Linked DNA regions of Mus musculus: region 1 is linked to region 2. Evidence: chromatin contacts called from ENCODE Hi-C data. All regions are on one chromosome and are shown on one strand. Each heading gives the region's core, a stretch centred on a gene start or an enhancer-like site at or near the end of the contact. The rest is flanking DNA. Distances are from core to core; before and after follow the strand shown. Region 1 holds the start of Itprip (inositol 1,4,5-triphosphate receptor interacting protein). Region 2 overlaps Stn1 (STN1, CST complex subunit).

What was found. Hi-C counts contacts between places; a loop is a spot of excess contacts on that map.
Region 1: a map of heart shows a loop between it and region 2 (2.7-fold over the local background). The contact joins the promoter of Itprip here to the enhancer-like site in region 2. A Hi-C loop is called at or near these places in 4 of 37 maps with a recorded cell type or tissue (T-helper 17 cell, T-helper 2 cell, heart and 1 more).

Annotation. Positions count from the first base shown.
Region 1 is chr19:47,916,257-47,921,279 of GRCm38, forward strand. Itprip (inositol 1,4,5-triphosphate receptor interacting protein) reads right to left here and starts at 3,067. Exons shown (of 2, transcript NM_001362458.1): 1 at 2,868-3,067.
Region 2 is chr19:47,503,785-47,509,089 of GRCm38, forward strand. It overlaps Stn1 (STN1, CST complex subunit), which reads right to left. Exons shown (of 10, transcript NM_175360.3): 9 at 4,022-4,094. Among named protein-coding and RNA genes, the nearest start is that of Gm19557, 6.5 kb to the right of the region's middle. Within about 2 kb of position 3,852, at least 1 of the 3 ENCODE cell types and tissues checked has a DNase peak (open chromatin) inside an H3K27ac peak, as active enhancers do; it is heart, where a contact is called at or near this core.

The sequences.
Region 1 (5,023 bases), core at 1,817-4,316, 410 kb after region 2:
TGAAATGTAAATAAATAAAATATCCAATAAAAGAAAAAAATAAAGGGCTCCTTCCAATTAAGTGCTGAGACAGATGGTATAGGAGCTGAGCAATCTTTGAGTTGGAGCGGAGAGAAGGAGTGTTAGAAATGGTTTCCTCCACTGCATTGGGACAGACACATGCACATAAACAGGATTTCATGGGGACAGGAAGAGGACACAAAGGGGATGGAGGGTTTGGAAGAGCAAGTCAGCGTGTGTGTGATCTCTTTCATCTCCTACTTCTTGGGAAACTCCACCCTGCCAGTAGTTGTCACCTTTTCCCTCTGCACCACACCCAGGTGCCACTTACTCATCCCTGCCACTCCAGGATGCAAACTGGATCTGCCACCTCACACCTTGCACCACTCAGCAACCAAGAAGGTCATTTGATGCTTGGCCAAACCTCACATCAACCATCAAGGCTGGGCTTGCCTCTTTCCTGACTGCCTCCCTTCCACAGCTCGAAGAGCCTGCCATTCTTTTTAAAAATTATTATTATTTAAAAAAATTTTTATGTATATGGGTTTTTTTGCTTGCATGTTTGTCTGGGTACCACTTGCATGTCTTAGGTCCTTGGATGCCAAAAGAGGGTGTCTGTTTCCTGGACCTAGAGTTAGGGTAAAGGAGCTACTGGAAGTGTAGCCAGTGCTCTTAACCACCGAGCAAGCTCTACAGCCCATGTTAAACTCTCAATAATTGACTGCTACGAATGATTGTTCAGTTAGTGTTTTGTTCAAGACCAGGCTGCAGGAGCATGCATGACTGTCAGCTGCTTGGCGATGAGGTCCTTGTGTTATATGGCACCAAATAGCATCCTCTTGCTAAGAGTGGGGACCCTATTCCAATTCACACAGAGGACTGGTGGCCTTGGAGGCTACCGTCTGCTCTCAGCATCCTCAGAGTTCTATTACGACTGGATGAGGGCATCCAAGACGGACTGACATTCAGCATGAATTACATTTCGATTTTTTTTTTTTTTTTTGGAAAGACTACTACAGCTTCGCAGACTGCAGCACCCTCAGATCCTTATTAGGGGGGTACCGTTCCCCTCCAAACATGGATACACAAAGGCATACACAAAACCTCTGCTCACACTGATTCGAGCACATTTCCCCTTGGGCTCCAATGGCTGTTCTCTAAAGAGCTGCATCTCCGTTCTAACCAGGGATTCTGAGGCCAGACTGAGCAAGCCATTTCAATGCTTGGAACAGCTGACAGCCACACCCACACCCCTGTGCAGCTCATCCCTGGGTTATATCTGCTGTAACCCTCCTTTCTCACCAGATGTACCTTCCTCACTGTCCACATAATCTCAGCCCATCTCCCCTGGACAGGTTTTAGTTTGCCAGCACTGTGTCCCTGACAAGTGGCTTTGAGAACTGGGCTAGTGTTCTCCGCTGGCCCAGCCTCACTCTTGTAGGCTGCAGAATGCCAGGTGCATACCGCTGACTCCATGGAGACAAAGCATGCTTTTGTCAAACAGGACTACGTCTGACACTAATCCCAGAGGGTCCCAAAAGGGAAAACCATAAAACCAGGCATCTTGCAGACAGTGAGCAATTATCTCCCAGAAGGTGCGGCACCTTCTTGCCCTCTGATTAAAAAGTTCACCCACACACCCTTTATGTTTCTCTCCTGGCCCGGAGAGCTAACAATTTTTGGGATGATGGCATCAGGTTAAAAGTTCAGGTCTCTGCCCCCTTTCAGAACCTTAAACTGCTGCGTCTAAGAAAGTTACCCACAGAAAGGGAGATGTGTGAGCAGAGGGCTCCCCATCTTCCTCAGGGATCCAGGCAGAAAGTGAATATAACCACCACGTGGTTACCCACAAGTGGAAAAATCTGAAGGCAGAATGCCTGGGGCAGCAGACATTCACACGGAATCAGCAAATAACGAAGGCCACTTAGGCATACCAGGCTGGCAGGCAGGCAGGAGGCGAATGACAGCGGCCTCTGTCACCCTTCTCACCGCTGACCTGGACGAGTGGCCACACAAAGCTGTGTTGGGTTCAGCTGGTAGCCTCTCCCAAAACAGAGCTAGTTTGTAAAAGAGAAGAAATCCGAAAGGCAACAGAAAACCACCCGACATTGGCTTACATGGTACCAGTATCTGGCCTCTTCTGTTTTGGCAAGAATGACCAGTCTCATACTAGGTAGAGGGGCAAAAGGCTAAATGTAGTTCTTCCCTGGTTCTGTCACTATTTTCCCATTTTGTACGGGGAATCGGGGTTAGGAACTTCTGAGTCTCTTCACCTGTCAGCCAGAATGAGGGAGGCTCAGAGTGGGCCTTGAGAATGGGGCATAGACTACACAGCCCAAGAGAAAAACGTGCAGGGTCTACTTCACTAGGAGTCTTGAAAGAGGAAGTGGCAGGGGCTTCATCCGGCCTGAAGCAACCTCCTTGCGTCAAGACAAGCTATGAAGAAACTAACGTCATTCCCGTTCCTTTCTCCCAGGACTGAGACTCGGCTACCCAACACGGTTTAAGAGATGGAAGGTCCCGGCTCTAGGCACAAACCCGTGGCACGGCTAGGGGCTCCGAAGCAGAAGCCGCCTGCCTCTCAGATTGCTGAAGGCACTGGGGGCTCCGTGGCGCAGACGAGGGCAGAGAGACCCCAGTGCATCACACCCGGAGAGTGATGAGGGAGATAATGCCCACTTCCTGGGCGTGCATTAAAAGAGTTCCCGGGGTCGGTCCCGGCCAGGGTTCCCGCAGACGTCCCTCAGAGCTCCTGGTCACGATCTCCCACGCACATCTACGGGGATCCTCCGTCCCCTGAGCGCCCTTCATCCCACACACTCAGCTTGTGGGGGCAGCAAAGCCTCATAGTCGAACCCCGCACTTACGTTCGGCCGCGGCCGCCGCAGGGATACCGAGTGGGCCTCGCTCCAAGCGCGGGTCGTGGTCCCGGGTCTGCAGGCTGCCGGGGATCCAGGGATGCGGGCGACTAGACCAAGGCGGCTCCCGCCTCCTGGACTCCTCCCGCCCAGCTTTACTGGGCAACAGAGTTACTCATTTCCGCGTTGTCACGGAAACTTTTTGCTCCTTATAAGAACAAAACACCCGCCTTTACTGGCGCCGGGCGGAGGTCCTTAAGGACGACCGTGACGGTTGCCGGTAAGGGACTCTGGACCCGCCTCGGAGACCATCCTCTGGGTCTCTCGGATGCTCCAGAGAGGGCAGCGAAATTAGAGAGCCACCTGACGAGAAGGATCTGGCTGCCGGAGAGGAATAAAGAGGGAGACAAGGGACCCGGGAAGGACGTCCTTAAAATCAGGTCTAGGCTGCAGGATGTAAAGGGTTAAGGTGCTGTTAGTCAGCTCGCATTTCTGTGGCGCGTTTTACAACCGGTGGAATTCCTGGGGCCACCTATTTTGTCCCTCGAGGAAAATATAAAACGAGACACAAGGCGAACCACTGTCCCTCTTGCATTGTGACTGGATTAAAACAGTTTGCTAAATTTTTTGGTTAATGTACGCATTGTCTCTTGGCGGGAGAAAGGCACAAAGGAGGAAGATGACCGGAGGCTGTTAGGGGGCGCTCTGTTTTCCAGTTGTCAATGTAGTATTGCTTTTAGAGCAGGAAGCGCTGGAACAGAGCACAGTAGAACTCATACTTTAAACAAAACTTTAATAGTATATCAACAATCTTCCCTTTGTGAAGTAGCACATTCCTACAACTGGTGGGAGGGGCTGGAAAGGGCTGGAATAAATTTTCAGTTCGTTTCGGGAGCTCCTAGGAGAAGCTGAGGAAATAACACTGTCTAGAGATGATCACTTTACTACTGGCATTGGTCTCGGGAGCACCTCGGGAGCATCTTGGGAGCACCTCGCTTTCCTCCTCCATCCAGCCCAAATGACACTCTCCTGAACGCTTTAGGCTGAGTTTGCGGGATAAACAGACAATGAGAGAATGTCCTAAAAATAGACCCTGGCCCTTGGCCCAGGGTACTTCTAAGTCTTTGGCTGCCTGCTGCTCACACCCCTTTCCTGATTGGGGGTGGTGGGGGATTCTTATCGCAGAGTTTGGGGGCCAGGGAAGGGTAAGGAACCTTGGGGAACATTCTCAAAAGAGCTGTGTATTTCTAAAATGTCTCCATGTTCAATGGACAGGACACCCAGAACAGGTGGGGGAAGTGTGTGTGTGTTGCTTGTGTTATGTGTGGAATGTCAAGGTTAGTGCTTTCAATGCACTCTGGGGTTGTCGTCCGCCAGCAAAATCTACTTCAGCGTTTTCTAACAAGCTGCATACTCTTATTAATATAAGGATCATTTGTTACATTCCTTTGTCGTTTGAACCTGATTATCTTACCCCAGAGCTTTTAATGTTCTCTTGTCCACTCTCGGGACTAGTTTGGTCTATAATCCTAACCTGCCATATAAGCCCTTCATGACTGGCCTCTTTTCATGTGCCCAAGCTTATATCTCACTCATGTGCCACACTGAATTTTATACACACACACACACACACACACACACACACACATTCATGCACCTACACATGTACACACACAACACAGACACATAAATACATACATGCACACACACATACATGCACACACATGCATACACACAAATACACATATACACATGTATACATATGTGCAATATACATACATAAACACACATACACCACACACATATACACACAAACAAACATATACCACATAACACACACACATTATTTGTTCCTAATTATGTGTTTAGTCTCCAGGTCTCAGAGAAGGCAATCCCTCCCAGAATCCTTGCCTGACACCCCAGGGAAGGGAAGGGATGGCTGAAGCCTATCAAGTCTCAAATTCTAGAAAGACAGAAATTTAGACTTAAGACGTTTGTCCAAAGCCAGAATGCTGGGAAGGCGCTTTAAGTAATGCAGTGTTGGAAAAACCCTCCCCCCATTGGCATTGGATAAGGAAGTGTGTGCTTTGCCTGGGGTCCGGACTAATAAAAAGCAGTGGTATATATCTGTAACCCCTGGAGGTCCAAGATAGATAATCAGAGAT
Region 2 (5,305 bases), core at 2,602-5,101:
TCCACACACAGCGCAATTGCCAATGCCCTCTAGAGGTCAATGCTGGGTGCAGACAATGCAGATTATAGGCCAACCTTGAGTTTCTAGAAAAGCAGGATTGTGTGTTTGCATGTGCACGGAGCACCCCCAGACGGATGCTGGTCTGGTGTGGAGAGGGGGGTCTGAGGTCCTCTGAGCAGTTCTGCACTGTCTGACTTTTTAGGACCTGCGTATTTATTACTCAGTGCCACAGGTTATGACAAGAGAAAGACAGGTGACTACAGCCAATGCTAAGAGAGTTCCTGTGAGCCGGGCAGTGGTGGCGCATGCCTTTAATCCCAGCACTCGGGAGGCAGAGGCAGGCGGATTTCTGAGTTCGAGGCCAGCCTGGTCTACACACGGAGTTCCAGGACAGCCAAGGATACACAGAGAAACCCTGTCTCGAAAAACCAAAAAAAAAAAAAAAAAAAAAAAAAAAAGAGAGAGAGAGAGAGAAAGAGCGAGAGTTCCTGTGAGTATCCTAGGGAGTTATTCGCACTAGGTGATTGGCCGATAGCTCTTAGAGGCCTGCATGTGTTGGGAGCAGAGCTCAAAGGTCCTTGCACTCCCAGGTCTCCAGGAAACCAGGATGTCTTTCCAATGGAAAATACGTAAAATTTGTTTTTCCATTCAGAAATCTGGGAATCGGAGGTGATTAACAGCCTGATGATGTGCAATATCTGTCGGGCCAGGACAGATCAAACTTATTTTTTATTTTTATTTTTTAAGATTTATTTATTATTATATCTAAGTACACTGTAGCTGACCTCAGACGCACCAGAAGAGGGCGTCAGATCTCATTACGGGTGGTTGTGAGCCAACAGGTGGTTGCTGGGATTTGAACTCAGAACCTTCGGAAGAGCAGTCAGTGCTCTTACCCGAGGAGCCATCTCTCCAGCCCCCATATCAAACTCTTACAACCGGGACCAGTAATGACTGGTAATCTCAATGACTTGTACAGTCAGAGGCTCCCCCAACCAGGACCAAAGATACCTAGTAGTCTAAATGACCGTTACAATATCTGTATAGCCAAAGGCTCCCCCAAGCTTTCATAACCAGGACCAGAGGTGGCTAATAGCCTAAATGACCTCTCCACTACCTCTATGAGCAGACCAGCTCTTCCCCTAGACCCTTAAGCTAATACATGTAGCCCATCTCCAGAACCCGTCTTCTTGGAAGAAATGACATGTGCCCTGAGTTGAGGTTCAATGTAATTATACCTTGTGCACCGGGGATTGTATTATACCTGGAAACTTCTTTTCCAAAATTACACTGGGTTTAAAGAATGCTGGCAGTAAACCCCCTGGCACCAGACTCCCCGAGGTTTGATCCAGGTTGATGATACCAAACTGAATTGAGTTTTCACTCTCACCTCTTCCTGGTTCGCTTCCCTGCCAGCTGTGACTGCCTGCAGGGTCCCCCTCACACAACTTACAGACAGTGGCAGAGCCATCCACCATGGTAGGCTCAGTTGCCCGGGCAGGGGCTGACCAACCAGTGTATATAAAACCTGTCACTTTTTTTTAAGTCTCTTTTAAATATTTTATTGGGGTGCATGTGTGCACGTGCCACGGCACGGATATGAATTAGGGAGCTGCTTCTTGCCGTCCATCTTGCTGCTTTCTGCTGCTGCACTGTGTGTTCCACGCTAGCTGGCCTGGCCCATGAGCTTCGTACCTGCCTCCCAGTTTGCTAGAGGGGTGCTAGGAACACAGGTGTGTGCCACTGAACCCAACTTTTCTGTGTGTTCCAAGGACCTGAACTCTGATAATCAGGCTTTCAGAGCAAGCACTGCCACCCACGGAGCCACTCCTTCCGAGGATGGAGTGTGGACCCCTTTCGTTTACTTTACGGGTGCCAGGCTATAAAGCGCTGCAGTCCCAATGTGCATCAATCTAAGAATGCGGCGGCTGAGGGGCCTGGGATTCAGTGTGGAGGAATGGCATTTTGGGACCATCCGTTCTGGCTGAGGCTCTCACAAAGCAGCAGACAGAGAGGCTGCCTATTGGTTTTGCTTTGTTGCGACAGTCTGTGGGCTGGAGAGGCACCTTGTTTTGGAAGCCTAAGGACCTGAGATTTCAAATCTCTGATACCCATGTAAAATCAGCCAGGCACGGCTGCAGGAGCGCCTGTAACCCCTGCACTGTGTGAATGTGGGGAGGGAGGGGTAGGCACAGGAGAACAGCTGGAGCACCTTGGCTGCCAGCCTTCCTCCATGCTCAGTGACAAGTCTGTCTTAAAAGAATAGGACAGGGGAAGAACTGAAGGAGCTGAAGGGGGTGGCAACCCCACAAGAAGAACAACAGTGTCAACTAACTGTATCTGGGACCCCTGGGGATTCCCAGAGACTAAACCACCAACCAGTGAGCATATATGAGCATACATGGCCTGGTCCATGGCCCCTGGCCTCAATGGGAGAGGATGTGTACAGGTAGAGACTGGGTGCCCCAGGGAAGGAGGGTTGCGGGGGGGAAAGGTAAGGTAGGGGGAGTGAGAGGGTGAGATGGGGAGCACTCGCTCAGAGGCAGGGGTGGGGTGGGGGGTGGGGGTGAAGAACTCTTGGAGGAGGGACCAGGAATGAGGGTAAGATTTGGAATATAAATAAATAAAGCAGTTTTTAGAAAGAGAGAGAGACAGAGACAGAGAGAGAAGGGCAGAAAGGGATAGAGGACATCTAAAGTCTTCCTTTCATTTCCATGCACATACACCAGGTACATATAACACACACACACATACACACACATACACACACACACATACCACACACACATACACACACACACACATACATACATACACATACACATACACACAGGAAGGGGGAGGGAAAAAGAAAGGTGAAATAGAGGGGTATGGGCAGGGGGAGAAAGAAAGCACATCTCATTGTGTTAACCCTGGCTGACCTCCTGCCTCGGCCTTCCCAGGGCTGGGGTTACAGGTCCATGCGACCATGCCTGCCTGTGCTGCTCCATCCCTGCTACGAATGAGCCAAACAGCATCCATTACTACCGTAACAGGACTGCTTTGGGGCTCGCTCTTTCCTTCCCTTTCCCTCCCTCCCTTCCTTCCTCCGTTCCTTCCTTCCTTCCTTCCTTCCTTCCTTCCTTTCTTTCTTTCTTGTCTGATTGTGGCACCCTATTGGTTCTGATCTCACTGGGTCCTAAACCACAGGGTAGATGACCTGGCCTCCCTCTACCTGTCTGTAGACCCAGCCTTTCCTTCTGGGTCTGAAAGGAGTGAAAGACTTCTCCAGAGAGAATAAAAATAGGAAGGGGACCCAGGGCTAACAACCCTTTCTGCTCCTAGGATCATGGTGACATAAGTATTTGTCATTGGCATATGTTTGCAAAAGCCAGGCTCTGGACGGTCACCTTGAAGACTCACAAGTTCATACAGACTCATGATAAGACGGATGCTTTCTTTGTAATTAGGGTGAATTGATATGCGAGTTATCAGACTAGATGTAGTTTGAGTGTCCAGCCACTAGGGGCCGACCTAACTCCACAAACCGGCACTATTTTTCTAAGCCATTTCATTTATAACTCAAGGGTTTCTTGAGATGACTGGATTTCGTTATTCATGAACTGTAATGTCTAAGAGCCGTCCTGCCTGAAACTGAAAAGCCTTGATGTTTGAGAAGAGAGTGAATGTTGACATTACATTCAGAGGCAGTGGTAAACATGGGCGACAAACCAGGGACCAGAAGCAGCGAGCGCATCTCAGAGCCGAGCGTGGTGGTTCACTTCAGTGTGCCCGAATCTCAGGGAGAGCTTGGTGGTTGGCCTCCAGCTTATCCCTACAGGACCGGACACCCCAGGGCTGTTTAAAGGAGCCCCACATGCTGACTCCTCTGCCCAGGCAACACGACATAGAGGAGAGGACAATGAGTCTCGGAGGACAGAAGCCCTGGCTGTCTCCCTCCTGAGTCAGGACAGAGCATCCTGATTCTGTCTAGGAGGGAAGGAACCCTGGGCGCACCGGCTCACCATCACAAAACACTTACGGTTTGGTTTCTGACAGTCTTCCTTAATGATGTGGTAGATCTTCTGCTGCAGGTCTTTGTCTTTGGTGGTTACCTAAAAGGAGAATCCAGAGAGGAAACGTGGTTTGAGAACACAGCAGTGTGTCACTCAGAACTCAAGACCAGCCTTCGAGGCGGTTCTACAAATCCCATAGCAACGACAAGCCTCCCCCATACGCCCTCCCTCAGTGATTCTGATGCGTGGTGGCCGCTGCAGCTCCGCTCTGCCCCTAAGGACACAGCTCTCTCAGGAGCTGGTTTGTTGGGGCCAGAAGGGAAAGCATAACTGGAACCCTGTGCCTTGAAGGGGCAACTGCCCTTTTCTACACTGTGGCCACTCAGACAGACACTCCTCTTCCTTGCCCAGTGTTTTTGAAGGAGCTCCCGCAGGTTCAAAGTTTCCTCCCTGTCCCAGCCTTCTTCCTCTCGGTCCCCTTCTTGTCTTATATTTCTTTAGTTCCTCTTCTTCTAAGCACAAGGAAGAATTAAAGAAGAAATGGGCATGGGGAAGCCAGCAAGCTAGAGAATCCAGCTTATCTACAGAAACGCTCTCTGCTCTTGTAGGCACACCCACAACCATGTTTCTCAACTAGCAGCAGGCTTCACCCTCAGCTACAGGCAGTAAATTTAATAACACTAGAGAAGAGAGAGGGGAGAAGAGGGAAGGGAAGAGGGAAGAGAGGCAGAGAGGGGGGGAGGGAGAGGAAGCAAAAGAAAAAGAAGGTGAGGGAGGGAGGGAGGAAGAGAAGAAAGGGGAAGAGGGAAGGAAGGAAGGAGTGTGTAAAAGGAGAGAAGAAAGAGGAAGGAGGAAGAGCCAAGTCTAAGCATGGGAACACAGCTGAAGAACTGGGTACAGGAAACAGCCATGGCCGCCCGTGAGACCTGATGACTTCGGACTCACAAGATTAGTGTGAAGGTCAACCATGGGTGCAAACAGAGCTCTGGGCTCTGCTGTAACTATGTCCCCAGCAGGGCTTCAGGAGAAAGGAAAGCCACAAATCAGGGATGAGTGGAAGGGAGGGGTCAGCCACAGAAGGGGCCGTGGGATCTATTCCTGTTTGACTACCCCTTCCAGCTCAGGGTGATTCATTCACAAGAGGAAGTGCCCAACCCTGCCACACCTCGCCCTGGGCAGCTGCAGTTGCCCTGGCTGCTTCCCAGGGAGGGTTGCTCTCTACAGACAGACCCTCACAGAAGCCAACCCAGAACAGAAGGAGGCACAAATCTCTAAGAGGGCTCCAGCTGAACTTAGTGTGACAATGGCCG